2 separate regions of the Homo sapiens genome follow, and region 1 is linked to region 2. Evidence: read pairs that join two places in POLR2A ChIA-PET (ENCODE). Cell type or tissue: GM12878. All regions are shown on one strand.

Region 1 (8,000 bases), 62 kb after region 2:
TAGAGTTTCTTTTCTCTTCCCTCAGTGTTTTAAGTGGGAAGGTGTTTGCCCATCAGAAGAGAAACTGTTGGATTGCATGGTGCCCCTTGCTGTTTGAGGTGCCTCTGAGGAACTTGGTGTGGAGATAGGAGGAGATCAGGAGAAGATTCTTCGAGCTTCGGCTAGAAGATGTCCAGGCAGGTTATCTTCTAACTACATGCAACTAGAGGCATATTTACAGAGAATAATCTGAAGCTTGACTCTTTGATCATCAACTCCTTGGAGTAGCCTGTTAGCTCTTAAATACTCTCAGTTCTAGTGAAACAAATAAAATTCCTACCTCCCCCTCCACCGTTCCTTCCTCCTCCTCTCTCCAGATTTCCTCCCCCTCCCTCCCTGAAATATATATAGAATACCCACCATCAAGCATTGTTCTTGGCTCTGGGGATGCAGCAGTGAATGGAAACAGATGAAGTCCCTGTCCTTATGGGATGTTTCTATTGGGGAACAAAGTGGAAATCTCGGGAGGGCAAGACGCCCAGCACATGGTTATCCTGTGGACTGCAGGAATAGTGAGTAGTTTGTTAAGCAATAATTATTTTTATTAACTTGGGGGAGAGAAAGTTTTCACATGTGTATTTCTCCTTGCCTTCTCTCCATGCCACCCATTTTACTGATATGTTTTTAAGGAAGAATCACCGAGTTAGTTCTGACTCTCATTTAGGTAAATGTTTCCAATTCATTTAAGGTTATCGGCTTTTGTGTTTTGTCCCACTACAGATGGGCTTGCGGTTCTGTTTAAAAGATGGGTCATCATTACATATATAGAAACCTAATCCAGGTTTAGTAGTGTCAACAGATGTCTTCATGAAATCTGATTTTAAAAAATCAATTTCTGTGGTTGATTTGGAAGGAGTGGGCCCAAATCTAGAAGCACGGACATGGGCTATCATTTCAGTGCCTTTTAGAAAAATTGCAAAGCAGGAAGTAAACCTTGCTTGCTGAGGTTTAAGGATGGATGGGTCTAATTTTGTTTTGCATTTATATTTAATGGCCTGGGTGCCTTTCCTGTGGGCTGGTGCACATTTAGCTAATGAATGCCTTCTGAGGAGACCTTGTTGGTTATATGGAGGGCACCCCCCAGCCTCCTCATCTGGAAGCCCAGAGAGAAACCTGGTGCCGTTGCCCGCAAGGCCGCTGCAGGGCTCACCTGCAGAGTTGTTTTTGTGTTGCCCACTCGCCTGGATTGTTAGTTTGTAAAAATCAAAGGACTAAGGCAGAAGCCCTGATGCTGACCCCGAGTTATTAAATTGGTTCCTCTGGCCATTTTTCTCAGCCACAGAGCTGCCCACTAGCCACGGGCCCTGACCCCGGGCTGTGGCGTATGCCTCTCTCTCCTTGGGGCCGTCAGCCTTGCAGTTTGTAAAGCCATCATTCAGTTGAGTTCAGGCTGTTGGTTCTATTTTTCTCAAGTACAGTTTGTTATTTTGCTCTGCTTTGCTGCTCATATGCGAGGACCTTTCTTGGCCAGCCTCTTGAGATCTTCTGTTCTGGTGATAGATGCTTGATTCAGGTTTGGAGAGCAGCTTAGTGTCCTCAGATAATTCTGGGAAAGCAACTGAAGAGTGATCTGGTTCTACAAGCTGGTGACTGGACCCACAATACCCAGAAGAGGTCTGCATTTTGCCCCTGGCACCGCAGAGTGAAAGGGAGGCCAGAGTTCTCTGCAGACTCCACCTGTTCTCCTTACTGCCCTTTGTAGTGAATGGACATTGACTCAAGTTTGTCTATCTACACTCTTTGGGGAGCCCCTTAAAACCCGGATTTGACTTGGAAATGAAGCTTTTGGTTATGGCTTCTGATCATGCTATATGTGGTAGAAGCTTAGTGTCTGTATTTTTAAAATTCAGACTGGCTTTTAATACTGGGTAACTAAGTCATAGATGAGGGGAAGTTGATGGAGTGATGGAAATAGACAATTGCCATTTTGCAGCCCATCAATGAATTGATGGATCTGGGCATGAGACATCGACACTTGGTAATATCCTCCAGAGACAATAAGCTGTTGTTTGCCCCTGACAGTAGAATACTTTACCTCCAAGGAAGTAGTCTTATAAAAACAAATACAGCTGATCTGTTCAAGTAACAATTTACAGTAACTACAGAGGACACGAAAACATGGTAAAACAATGTTGTTAGGGATACCATTGGCCTATTCCAGACTGACCAAAGGTCTGCTTTCTTTAACAAATAAATTACAAGAAAGGAAAAAATGATGGAATGGAAAACCTACAGATTAAAGAATTTGAGACATATCCATGAAAGTCTGTAGTCTCAGCTACCTGGGCGGCTGAAAAGGGAAGATTGCTTGACCCCACAAGTTCATTTCTAGCCTGGGAAACATAGCAAGACCCCATCTGGGGAGAGAGAGAGAGAGAAAGAGAGAGAGAGAGAGACAGAGACAGACAGACAGAGACAGACATACCAACTGATCTCCATATGTACCTTATTTAGATCCCAATTCAAATGAATTAACTAGTAAAATCTGGGCATTTGGAGATTTGAACCCTGATTGGAAATGGGGCAAAATTAGGGGAGAGTTGTTAAATTTTTCTAGGTCCAATAATAACTTTGTGTTTTTATTTTAAAAGCACCTATTGGCTGGGCGCGGTGGCTCATGCCTGTAATGCCAGCACTTTGGGAGGCCGAGGCGGTGAATCACTTGAGGTCAGGAGTTCGAGACCAGCCTGGCCAACATGATGAAACCCCCATCTCTACTAAAAATACAAAAATTAGCTGGGAATGGTGGCGCACGCCTGTAATCCCAGACAGGAGAATTGCTCTAACCAGGGAGGTAGAGGTTGCAGGTGAGCTGAAATTGCACCAGTGCACTCCAGCCTGGGTAACAGAATGAGACTCTGTCTCAAAAAAAAAAACAAAAAAGCACCCACTGTAACACAGTGAATGTATATAGAGGACAGTCAGCAAATGCTTATTGAATGGTCAGTTTGATGATATAATATTTAAGTTTAATTGGATTCTTATAGATGAACTAGGATACCCTTTTCATTCTGAGTTGACCATTTGCACCTTGTAGGAAGGAACAGGTGAGGCTTCCAAGTTTGTCCTCCTTCCTGCTCTGTGGAACCAAATCCATTATGTACACAGCCCCTACCCTAACAGAGACGATCACAATCACATTTAAATTATACAGTGCACCTACAGAGTTTCAGCAGATGTGTGAATATTAAGTTATTAATAACTAATTGGGTGCTAATTATGTGCCCTGGAGTTCTTGGAGTGATAAAGAAGTGTCACCTACTGTGTCAGGCCTCTGTCTTTTCAGCTTTGGAAAATCATTTTTGGCAGATGTGCCAAAGTTAACTTTGGAGCTTTAGGTTTTGAATATCATTTCTCACAAGTCTTATTTTATTTTTTTATGCCTTGTGAAAACTTACTGTGAAACTGATGTGACTTCCCATAAGTAAAAATTGCATGTACCGTTTTCCAAAGAGGGGGTGGCCTGTGTGTGATGATAGTGTTTCATCTCTCGGGAGATGGAAGAACTAACATTAATCCCAGGGGAGAATTTAAAGCTGCTCAAGGGAATTCAGAAGTGATTCTGAAGCCCAGTGGGTTTTTGGTATATTTTGGGAGATAACTGGTTTGGAAGGGCTTTGAACTTGGATCTTGCAAGTCTTAGCTCCATCACTAAGGATACGCATCTCGTATTTGTGCACACACGCCCCCACTGCCCCCTTTTTGTTCCATCTCTATCCGAAATAGGACTAGTTTGGCTTTTGTTAACTGGAAGAAATCATTGAGTTAGAAAGCCTGGATACCAGGTTAGGATACTAGGAATGTGATCCATGGTTTCTAAGATTTATAGAATCCTGTTAAATTTAGAAGAAGGGTTTTAATGAGATAATCATTGAAAGGCTACACTCTCCCCTTTCTGTCTCTAGTTGCTTGTAAGCTTTAGATTGCTGGAACTTTGTGCCTCCTATTTGGAACAGGCAATACACTCATTTGTCTTAAAGTCAAATCCAACAAGAAAAGAAGGTGTTGCTTTATGGTCGACATAACCCATTTGCTGCTGGAAAGTTGTTAGGACATTAGAGCTGCTTGGTTTGCTTTGTCTTTTAAAATTAGCTTCATAAATGCACACAATTGAAGAGGCTCCTGATCTTGGATATTGCTTTTCCTTCTCCCACTAAGAACATTAAAAAAATCTCAGTATTTCCAACCCAGGGTTAAAAATATAATATAAAAGGTAGAAGGGAAAACTGAAGATGAAAGTAAACAAATAGAAGGCCAGAGTTACCAAATATTGACAATGATTAACACCTGTTTGTTACTGGTCAAGCTGGCCAAAAACCCAGTGTTTGCATTTAGCCACAGAAAATAAAAGCTCTCCCAGTTGGGTTGTGATTAATAGCTTTGTCCACACCCCGCATTCCTTTTCTATGCTGTGTGTTTGCCCACCTGTTGTTTGGAACTCCTTTCTAGGTTTTGGCCTTAACTGATAGATGATTCCTGGTGGGATCCAGAGACTGTCTGAGGTTCAGGTTTCCAGCCTCCCTTGCAGCTAGTGTGTGGGCATGTGACCCGGGCTCCACCAATCACATGCATCTGTCCCAGACTTTGGATTTACTGCTAGTTTTGCCAACACAGACAGAAGAAAAGACATTTTGCCAGTTGCTACAACATCCTGTTGACAAGAATAGCAGTGGTGGTAGAGAAGCCTCGTTGCCTTAACGGGGCTAGTTCCTGAGCTCCATTATCTAGCCCACGGGTTGGCAAATTTTTTCTCTAAAGGGCCTGATAGTAGATGCTTTAGATCCTATGGACCATACAATCTTTGTTGGAATTATTGATCTTTGTTGTGGTGTTGTGAAAGCAGCCATAGACAATATGTGAGCAAATGAGCATGGATGTGTTCCAGCAAAACTTTATGTACAATAACAGGCAGTTGCCTGATTTGACTGTAGTTTGCCAATACCAGATCTAGCCTAACCAGTGATCCTGGGAGCTGAGCTACCCAAAACTTTCAGTAAATTCTGTTTCTTAGATCAGGTAGACTTGGTTTATTTTCCTTGCCACTAGGGTATTCATTCCTATTTCCAGACTTCATAATCTAACTTACTATGTGCAGAGGCCATAAAATCTTACCTGCTTTATACAGACACAAATAAGGACTCCTCCATTCAGAGAGAGTAACTCTTTTGGATAAAATATGGTTTGTTTTTGATTCTCTGCAGTAGATCATCTTTTTTTATTTTTTTGAGATGGGGTCTCACTCTGTCACCCAGGCTGGAGTGCAGTGGCGCAGTCTTGGCTCACTGCCACCTCCACCTCCTGAACTGAAGCAATCCTCCCACCTCAGCCTCCAGAGTAGCTGGGACCATGGGTCCCACCACGCCACCACGCTTGGCTAATTTTGTGTATTTTTGGTAGAGAAGAGGTTTTGCCATGTTGTCCAGGCTGGTCTCGAACTTCTGAGCTCAAGTGATAACGCCTGCCTTGGCCTCCCAAAGTCCTGGGATCAAAGGCATGAGCCACCGCTCCTGGCCAGATCATCTAATTCTTAATTGAACTGCCTTCTTTGTCCAAAACTCTTCTGGAATTACACATCTAGAAATGCTCCCATTCAAAACATTATTCCCCTAGAGGAGTTCTTTGTACCCTTTCCCCAGCCTCCCCCAATGATGCATTCTATATACTTATAGTGTAATATCAAAACCAAGAAACTGACATTATCAATTCACAGACTTTATTCAGATTTCACCAGTTTAACATGCACTTATTTGTATTTACTCAGTGGTGTTTGTGGTGTGTATGTGTATGTATAGTTTTATGCATTTTTTTCATATGTGTAGATTTGTGTGACCAGCATCACAATCTAGATACAGGACAGTTCCATCACTGCAAAGATCTCATATGCTACCCCTTGATAGCCACCCCCACATCCCTAACCTCTAGCAATTACTAACCCATTGTTATTTCGAGAATGTCATTATATAAAGGAAATCATACGGTACATAACCTTTTGGTGCTGGCTTGCTTTACTCAGTGTAGCTCCCCAGACCCATCCAAGTTGTTTGTTCCTTTTTATTCCTGAGCAGTATTCCATGGTAGGGATGTGGCAGTTTGTTTATCCGTTCATCTGTTGAAGAACATCTGGGCTTTTCCTAGTTTGGGGCTATTACAAATAAAGCTGCTTATGAACATTTGTGTACATAGTTTTTGAGTGAACCTAAGTTTTTATTTCTCTGAGATAAATGCTCAAGGGTGCCATTGCTGGGTCGTATAGTAAGTACATATTTAGTTTTATGGGAAACTGCCAGACTATTCTCCTTTACTAAGCACGTGATAACTGGAATTGGCAGTGTTTGAACAGCTCTTCCTGTCTTTCATTTTACCGTCTTTCACACCATTATCTGGATTAATTTTTAAACAAAAGAGGAATTGCAGTTTTCTTACATGCCAGATATTATACTAAGCACCATACACATACTATCTAATTTAAGCCTCATAACAACTCCCCAAAGGAGGGTCAATACCATTGTTTCTCTAAAGAAGGAAACTGAGCCACATGGTATGTGCGATTAATGAGCTAGATGATCCTGTAATTGTTCAGGTTCATCCAGCTCATTAAAAGTTATCAATTGGCCGGGCACAGTGGCTCACGCCTGTAATCCCAGCACTTTGGGAGGCCGAGGCGGGCGGATCACGAAGTCAGGAGATCGAGACCATCCTGGCTAACACAGTGAAACCCCGTCTCCACTAAAAAATACAAAAAAATTAGCCGGGCGTGGTGGCAGGCACCTGTAGTCCCAGCTACTTGGGAGGCTGAGGCAGAAGAATGGTGTGAACCTGGGAGGCGGAGCTTGCAGTGAGCTGAGATCACACCACTGCACTCCAGCCTGGGTGACAGAGTGAGACTCCGTCTCAAAAAAAAAAAAAAAAAAAAGAGTTAGCAATTCAAACTCTGACCTTGGAGCTGGTGCTGCTTTTCTGAAACCACTGAATGTTTGGTGCCCTTGATGCCTTGAGATGTTCCCTTACGAAGTGTCCTGATTGTGATTGCGGCCTGTGAGGCCCGTTATGGCTTGTCTATCTACTGACACTCCCTTGTACCCATCCGTGAATCCTCTGTCCTCTTGGGTTTTATTTTTCTGTCTTGCTTTTGATATGCCTGAAGCCCAAGACAGGCTGCAACTTCATGATAAGTGGAGGCTTCATGTTTGATTAAACCAGTCCTATGCATTGTCACCTGAGAATATCCTGACAGTGGAATTAGTAAAGGAGACTACTGCAGGGTGTTGTGGACCCCCATGGTGATGAAGACACTCTGAGATTAAAATAACATATTAGGAGATTCGTTAACATAGTTGTCCATTCGTTACCCAGGCAATCCTTGTTTCATTCATAAGGTCTCATGACTGCATCTTAGTTGGACTTAGCAGCACCTAACTTCTGCGGATTCCCTGGCATCCCTCCAGGACCCCATTCTTTCCTGCCTTGAATGCCTTCCTGTGTTTCACACATAGGCACCAAGGATCCAGGTGGAAGACACCTAGCTTGCTCCTACCAGGCTACACATTTTCACCCGAGGGGAAATGAAAACTGGGCAGCAAAAGAGAGGTTTTCTTTTGGAATTACACATCTTGAAATACCTCAGTTCCTCTGTCCTGAGACAAAGGCATTTCATTTTTTGTTGGCAGCTAAATGCAGGGTGTTTGAGTGGGGTGACCCCAGGCTGATGCACCAAGGGAACGTCTAATGCCTGCACTTCCCAGGCTTTCTGCTGCAGAACACACACTCATTTGGCTGCCATCTGTAATACAGTCAGAGAGAGAGGGCAGACATTTTTCTATTAGGTTCTATTACCTTGTATTGGAAGAATAATGGCATGTTGCTTGAATGTTTCCCAAGAGAATGTTTTCTGTGCTCCGTGTATATTTCAAACTCCAAATAAGAAAAGTAATGAGGGTTGGGGGCTGCTGGTGAGGCAATCT
Region 2 (8,000 bases):
CATGTATTTCATGAATAGCCAAGCTCATTTAGGATCCAAGCTGTGGACTCCAGGGTATTACCAGTGGTCCAGGCTTTAATACAGCTGTGGATTTATTTGACCAGTTGGATTGGGTGGTGGTCTCTGCATCTGAGTAGTGTAGAGACATCCAAAATCCCCTCTTGGGATGTTTGGTTCCTTTCTCCAACAGAATGCTAAAATGGGTGGCTTTTCCAAGTAAGGTGAATATTCTCTACTCTCCAGCCTGCTACTTAATTTGGAAATTAAAATGTGGAGAATGTGAGAGGCAGACAGGACATACCCATCTGAGAAAACAGTTAGGTCTGCCCAGAAGGGCTTCTAGCTTGGATCCCATTGAGTCCATGTGCATCCACAGGCCAAGGAAATGGGCAGTGGTGGCTAATGGCTAGGGAGGGATGCAAAGGCACAGCTGGGAAAACCCCATCCCTGTTTAATTGTTTTTGAGGTTCCCCCGATGGAAATACTTCCTTCCCAGGGAATGTTTGGCAGGGTGGACACATGCCCTTTGTTTGGTGCAGGTGATAAGAATCTGGGTTTCAGTGGTAAGTTCTTTTACGAGGGATAAACAAGGATGTTAAAGTCTTGCAGTTAGTGTGTTGAAGGGGCGCTGGAGGATCCTCAGGCCCCATCTCGAGCCTTGGAAACTCAGGGGAGGGCTTCTGAGAGCAGCCTGTGAGTGTCCACATGGGAGTGGGAACAAAAAGAGTTCCCTGAGGACTAGCTAATACCCTCCAGCAGAGCCAGACTTCAGAGTGACTCTGAAAGAGACTAGTCCTTCAGACCTTTCTGTTCACACGGAACTTTGGCCAAGTTATCTCTTGCTACGTTATCAAGGCAAACCCTTTCTAGGGAGTGCTGTGATCACCTGCATCTGCCTCTAGCGACAGCTCCCTCTCCCCGTGTCCCTTCATGGGGTCTGGGAGTTTTACTCTTGTGTAGTATTTTCCACTGAAAGCCCCAAGGGAAGAACATCTCCTTCACCAGGGGTGAGGGAGGGCATCCTGAAATTCTGCTGCTATTCCGACACGTGTTTTTTACAATGTGGCTAACACAAACCATTTTTTGAGCACCTACTGTGAGCATGAGCTGGTAAAATAAAATAACTTCATCTTAGGGGCTGGACACACTTTATCTGTAATTCATCCTTGCATTTTCCAGGTGTAAAAGTTGAGGTTTTGCTAAGTTAAGAAATTTGCCCTGTATCACGTAACTTGGAAAGCGGCGAAAGCCAGGCTTCTGACTCCAAAGCCAGTGCTCTTCTTTCTAACAGTGTGGTGTTTCTGTTCATACATGGATACCATCTACGCGCAGCTTGTGAATTGCACTTATTGGATTGAATTTTGGGTACTTTAAGAGCTGAGTTCTGAAAAGGAGAAAGGCCAGGTGAGCGAGGACAGAAGGCTAACTTAGACTGATATCTTCATTTTCTGGCACTTGGCCACTGTAGGGATACATGGAGTAGGGTGAAGTCTTTGTATACACAGCTGACCCTCGAACAACATGGGTTTGAACTGTGTGGGTCCACTTATACATGGATTTTTTCTTCAATAAATGTCTTAGAAGATTTTTTGGAGATTTGTGACAATTTTTAAAAAATCACACATCAACCATGTAGCTGAGAAATATTGAAAAAAATAAAAAATATGTCATAAATGCATAAGATGCATGTAGATACTAGTCTGTTAATGTGTTAACTGATGGTTTATGTTATTAGTAAGGCTTGTGGTCAACAGTAGGCTATTAGTAAAGCTCCTGGGGAGTCCAGAGTTGTACTCTGAGCCAGGCACGGTGGAACCTGTAATCCCAGCTACTCTGGAGGCTGAGGCAGGAGGATTGTCGGAGCCCAGGAGTTTGCAGCCAGTCTGGGCAACATGGCGAGACCCTATCTCAAACAAACAAAATTAAAAAACAAACAACAGTTATACTCAGATTTTCGACCGTGCAGGAGTCAATACCCTTAACCCTTGAGTCGTTCAAGGGTCAACTCTATTCTGATTTTTTTTTTTTTTTTTTGAGACGGAGTCTTGCTCTGTCTCCAGGCTGGAATGTAGTGGCGTGATCTCAGCTCACTGCAACCTCTGCCTCCCAGGTTCAAGAGATTCTCCTGCCTCAGCTAATTTTTGTATTTTTAGTAGAGACGGCGTTTCACCATGTGGGCCAGGATGGTGTCCATCTCTTGACCTTGTGATGTGCCCGCCTCAGCCTCCTAAAGTGCTGGGATTATAGGCGTGAGCCAATGCGCCCGGCCATCTGATTTATGGTTGATAAAATACTATAATGTATTTTAAACTTAGTAAGTGTTACATATGTTAATAAAAGTAAGGGAAAAAAACCTAACTGGGTAAGTGTGTTTTATTCCTGTGGCTAAGAATAAAATAAAAGGACTTAACGATTATTATTTTCTTTTGGCTGCAGAAACCCTTCAGTAGATCTTCTTAAGTTACCTTGGGTAACAGGATATAATTATACCCTTGGTCTGCAGAGGGCATGTTAGCAAGGTACTGTGTGATTTGTACTGGTTTCTGGAGGTTTTGGAGTAGTTACAGGGAAGTAATGTCTTGATGGAGAGAAAATATTTGTGTTTCCCTCATTGGCATGTTAGTCCTAGAGCATAGCAGACATGCCTTCTTGCTTTCTGACTTTTCAAAGCCTGGGCTTGGTCCATTCTGATGTTTTTCTCAATGGTATTTTTTTGTACCCATCTATAGCCAAGGAAGCAGCCATGTAGCCAGGGATGAATTTTAAACTTCTCTGGAGGTGGATACTCCTTGAATAATGAATCCCATCTCACTGTGCTCTCAGTTAGTTCTAGCCTGGAGGAGGCGTTGTAAATCTAGTCGTTAATTCCCCCAGAGAAAGTTGCCAGGGTTTGTTTTTGTCTTTCTTTCATGCCACACCTGTTAATTAGTTCCAGACACTAGCTAATCAGACTCAAGTGTAAAAGCTCTGGGGTAAGAAGGAAGGTCAAATCAGCGGTCTTTCTCCACACACAACAGAAGCCCTGGTTTTAGTAGCAAGGTTTCATGGCATCCTTTTCCCCACCTTAGTTCCCTGACTCTGCATTTGATTCATTTCTGAGTGCAGGCTGTGCGTAGCTCTGGGGCTTTTTGTCTTCTGTGGTGTTAGGTTTGTGCTTCTCAGTTTTAGAGCGTGTGGCCACGAGAATGTGAGAGGGGGAGCAGGGCAGAGTTAATGAGAGAACCCATGGTTGCTTCTTTTTTTCTTTTTTTTTTTTTTTTTTATGAGACAGTCTCGCTCTGTCCCCCAGGCTGGAGCGCAGTGGCACAATCTCGGCTCCCTGCAACCTCTGCTTCCCAGGTTCAAGTGATTCTCATGCCTCAGTCTCCCAAGTAGCTGGAATTAGAGGCACGCGCCACCACGCCCAGCTAATTTTTATATTTTTAGTAGAGACAGGATTCCACCACGTTGGCCAGGCTGGTCTCGAACTCCTGACCTTAAGTGATCTGCTCACCTCAGCCTCCCAAAATGCTGGGATTACAGGTATGAGCCTGTACCTGGCATATAGGTCCTTCTTTATCTTGGCATGTACTGTACTCTTATTTTATTTTGTTTTGTTTTATTTTTATTTTTATTTTTTTGAGACAGAGTCTTGCTCTAACACCCAGGCTGGAGTGCAGTGGCGTGATCTCCCCTCATTGCAACCTCCCCCTACTGGGCTCAAGCCATCCTCCCATCTCAGCCTCCCGCATAACTGGTACTACAGACGTGTACCACCATGCCCGGCTGATTTCTGTATTTTTTGTAGAGACAGGGTTTTGCCATGTTGCCCAGGCCGGTCTCAAACTCCTGGTCTCAAGTGATCCACTCGCCTTGGCCTCTCAAAGTGCTGGGATTACAGGGTGTGAGCCACTGCACCTGGCCCTTATTTTGTTTTATTTATTAATTTTTTGGTGCTGGGAATGCTGAGTATATCATATATTCATACATGTCATTATATCTAAATGATAAAAATCACAAGAGTAGCAACCACATGTAGCCAAAGTGGAAAGCTGTCCAGTACATTCTTTTTCGTCCTGGCACAACTCTGAGATTGATGCTGTTTCTCTAGGGGGGAATGGGGACAGCATGAGATAGAACAATTTATCCGAAGTGGCGAGTGCAGCCAGGACGTAGCCTGATAGGAACCCAGAAGCCTTTGCCTATGTTTGATAAGAGTGGAATTCATGTTAACTTTAACCATGTATTCTGTGTTTGTTGGGATGCTGTGAAGGGAAGGATGACCAGGCTCACTCTTGGGTCCAGCTGTTGACTTCTGGACCTTCCTGTTTCCAGGCTGTAGATACAGAAATGAATGCCTGAGATGTCCAGTGGGACGTTATGATTTTTAACTATTAGGGAGTTTCCTCTTGTACATTATTGCAAGGAAGATAATGGATTCAAGTCAACTGTTAGTGGAAACGCCATGTGTTAGCACTTTGCTTCGGGTTTTGGGGGTTCAAAAAATGTGTGCAAAAAGTCCCTAAAGCAATGTGTTGCAGTGTAAGACTGAAGCTAATAACATGCTGAAATACTGATTCAGATCCCAAGTGTTCAGGAGCGATAGAATAATGAGATAAGATACCTTCCTACGGGTATCCTGGCTGGTATTTTATGTACACAATGAAGTGAACACAAAGTGAACAGAGGCAATAATGAGCATACGGTGGTTGACCATGAGGCAAATGGGCTTATTCCTAGAGATGAATCATGCATGTCTGGGACTTGGACCCATATCTGCCTTGTATCTTAGGTGCTTCCTCATGGTATAAAGCCATTAGTGACTGCTAGCTGGCAGATGGGCCCTGCAGAGATTTGAGAGGCTTGGGAGCCAATGTTGATACGCATGGGAGCCAATGCTGGATGCATTGACTGGCCCCTGAACGCAAGGCTGAGGCATTGTCCATGGAGACTGAGCACAGGGAAGGGCTCAGTGGCTTCCTTACAGTGGTCTTGTAAACTATAGTGTCTCTGTGCTTGCTGGTCATGGACTAGCTTTGTGTCCTCAGGCCCCAGTACATCTATAAGATGGGATGATGATCCCTGTCTCATAGAGCTGATGGAAGAATTGGATGCGGATGTAAGTAAAGCACTGGTCCCTAGCAAACACATGATTATTGTTGTTTTTATTGTACTGCTATTATTTTTGCCTGCCTAGCATCTCTTTTAACATTCTTTGCTAATAGGACCTTTGCTACTCTTTGGGTATTGATCTCCTCTCCTCTCTGTGTTCTTGATGGGATCATCTGCTGATTAAGGAGCTCTGTCCACACCTTTTTGAGGGTGGTAAAAAACTCAGGCTGGGCTCGATACACCTTTTCTCCCTAGAATTGGCATCTTGAGCCACGTGACATGAAGACATCCTCATCTTTCTCAATTCCTGCTCCCTGAAGCTCAGAGCCACTCTGATCCTTGCCCTTTCAAAGCTGGATTGTTTGGTTCTTGGTTGGTGTCTCTGAGATGTCCAAGGTTCTCTCAATACATTCTTTTAATGCCTACGTTAACCAAGGGTTGATTTGGGTCATTTTCAATCAAAGGGCACCAATATCAGCTGGAAGTACACAGAAGGATAGATAACTAGATGTGTTGAGAAGGACAGGAACCTTCTCCCCTGCCTGCCAAAAATAATCCTTTAATAGTGGTTTCATTTCTTTGTTTGGTTTTTCGAGTTCATTCATTTTGAGCTTTTTATCTTCGGGAATCTGAGGACTTTTATTTTGGTGCTAGGGACAGCCTCTCTGGAGGAGACATGCTGATAACACTTAGCCTTAACTGCTTCTCTTGATTTTATTTGTAAATTAGAATCCTAAGGATCTGTAAGGAAATGAGTAAAACTTAATTGTACAACATTTAGAGCCTGAATTAAAAATAATAATAAAAAGAGTCTATAATGGTAAGAGGCCCTGGAGGATGAGATGAATGCTGAGCTGTGTGTCTGGGCATGTATTTTGTCCACACCTAATCCTTTCTGTCATGTTTTAACTACTCCTTAGAGTGGAGGTCAGCAGTGTCTGATTACCTCCAGAGTTCCTCTCTCTTATCGTATCTTGTCCCTCGCTCCATTTCCTTTTCTGGCATTATTGGACAGCAAGTGTTACAACTTAAAATCAATACGAAGCAATTTCATTTGTTTATAACTATGAAGATGAGCGCTTCCAGCAGAGCACTGTACTTTCAAGTAAAGTTTAGGTTTTTTTTTTTTTTTCTACTTTTTCTGTCTGGTGCCCAAAATGCATTAATTTTTCATTGTACGAGTTTGCTTATGTTATCCCGCTTTGATCTAAGGCCTTGTTACCATCATCATCTCTTTAAAACTGGGATTGTTGGCATCTGAATCATTTTTGTGTTTTGTAGGTCCTTAGTAATCACAGCTCCATTGAGTTTGTCCAGCCCTCACACGGAATCTTATTAAAAATGCAGCATCTCTGCCTGCCCCAGACCAATGGAATCAGAATTTGTGTTTCAGCAAGATCGCCAGGTGACTTGGTACATGTTGGAGTTTGAAGACTGCTCTGTGTTTGAATGGGATGTCATTCTAATCTCCACGTTTCTTCATAAATTTTTCACTAATTATTGAAGTATAGCAAATGTTCGTTACAGAAAATAGGGGAATTCAGCTGGGTGTGGTGGTTCACGCCTGTAATCCCAGCACTTTGGGAGGCTGAGGTGGGCAGATTGCTTGAGCTCAGGAGTTCCAGACCAGCCTGGCCAACATGGCAAAACCCCATCTGTATTAAAAATACAAAAATTAGCCTGGTCTGATGTCTGGCACCTGTAGTCCCAGCTACTTGGGAGGCTGAGGCAGGAGGATCACTTGAACCTGGGAGGCAGAGGTAGCAGTGAGCCAAGATTGCGCCACTGCACTCCAGCCTGGGCAACAGAGGGAGACCCTGTCTCAAAAAAAAAAAAAAAAAAGAAAAAGGAAGAAAAGAAAATAGGGGAATAATTCATATAGGTACGTGGAGGAAAATGGCAATCTTCTGTAAATCATCTGTAACCTCAACACGCAGTCTTATGACTTGCCATTTGGTACTATAGCCATTGGGTGGGTTGTTGATTCATTCTAAAAAACAATATTAGAGGCTGGTGTGGTGGCTCCCACCTAAATCCCAGCACTTTGGGAGGCTGAGGAGGGCGGATTGCTTGAGCTCAGGTGTTGGACACCAGCCTGGGCAACATGGCAAAACCCTGTCTCTACAAAAAAAGTACAAAAATTAGCCAGGTGTGGTTCCGTGTGCCTATAGTCCCAGCTACTTGGGAGGCTGAGGTGGGAGGATGGCTTCAGCCCAGGAGGCAAAGGTTGCAGGGAGCTGAGATGGTGCCACCACACTCCAGCCTGGGCAACAGAGCCAGACCGTGTCTCAAAAGAAAACAATATTAGGACAATATTGCAAATATTAAAACATCTTTTATTCAGCATGCAGTTTGATTCTTAGGAGATGAATGATGAAGATCCAAGTTCTGTTTTGGTCAGTGGCACAAAATTCTTGAAGAAACCTTCTTTTCTCTCAAACCTGTTTCATTTGTTGGGGACCTACTGTGTGCCAGGTGCTGCTGCCTACCTTGGGGAACCGTCTAGTTGGTAATCACAGTGGAATATGAAAAGACACTGATTGGGCTATTGGATTATAACATGAATTTTTAGTGAAGCCTCTGGACGGTTGAGACAAAGGAAATTATTAATGCATTTTGTTTTCTGCTTTTTCTTTTTTATTTTTTGCCTTGTTTTGCTAGTATGGATTTTGATTTAATTGCTACTTTAATTGCTTTCATTGGGTGATAGATTCCTCTGATTGAGTAGACCTTTTCCATCCCCAAATATCTAGGAGTTGAAACTTAAGGTCAGGAAGGACAAGTTCTTCAGTGGGAAATAAAAAAAAAAAAGGTGGTTGTCTTGGCAGCGGAAGCTTGCTAATTACACTGCCAGTTGTAGTATCTATTTATGATGGAGGCACTGGGGACCCAATTAGCAGGTCATTTTC

Evidence for each region. ChIA-PET counts read pairs that join two places held together with the same protein. Peaks named below come from ENCODE experiments on the same cell type or tissue, not always from the same donor. Only the 100,000 strongest peaks of a DNase experiment are listed, where the experiment ranks them.
Region 1: POLR2A ChIA-PET joins it to region 2 with 5 read pairs; 4 of 35 experiments call an interaction of 5 or more read pairs at or near these places.

What each region holds. Positions count from the first base shown.
Region 1 is chr3:61,640,860-61,648,859 of GRCh38, forward strand. All of the region lies in intron 1 of PTPRG (protein tyrosine phosphatase receptor type G), which reads left to right. Among named protein-coding and RNA genes, the nearest start is that of PTPRG, 83 kb to the left of the region's middle. In GM12878, no CTCF peak of the experiment used is centred here; no DNase peak of the experiment used is centred here.
Region 2 is chr3:61,578,366-61,586,365 of GRCh38, forward strand. All of the region lies in intron 1 of PTPRG (protein tyrosine phosphatase receptor type G), which reads left to right. Among named protein-coding and RNA genes, the nearest start is that of PTPRG, 21 kb to the left of the region's middle. In GM12878, no CTCF peak of the experiment used is centred here; a DNase peak (open chromatin) is centred at 3,125.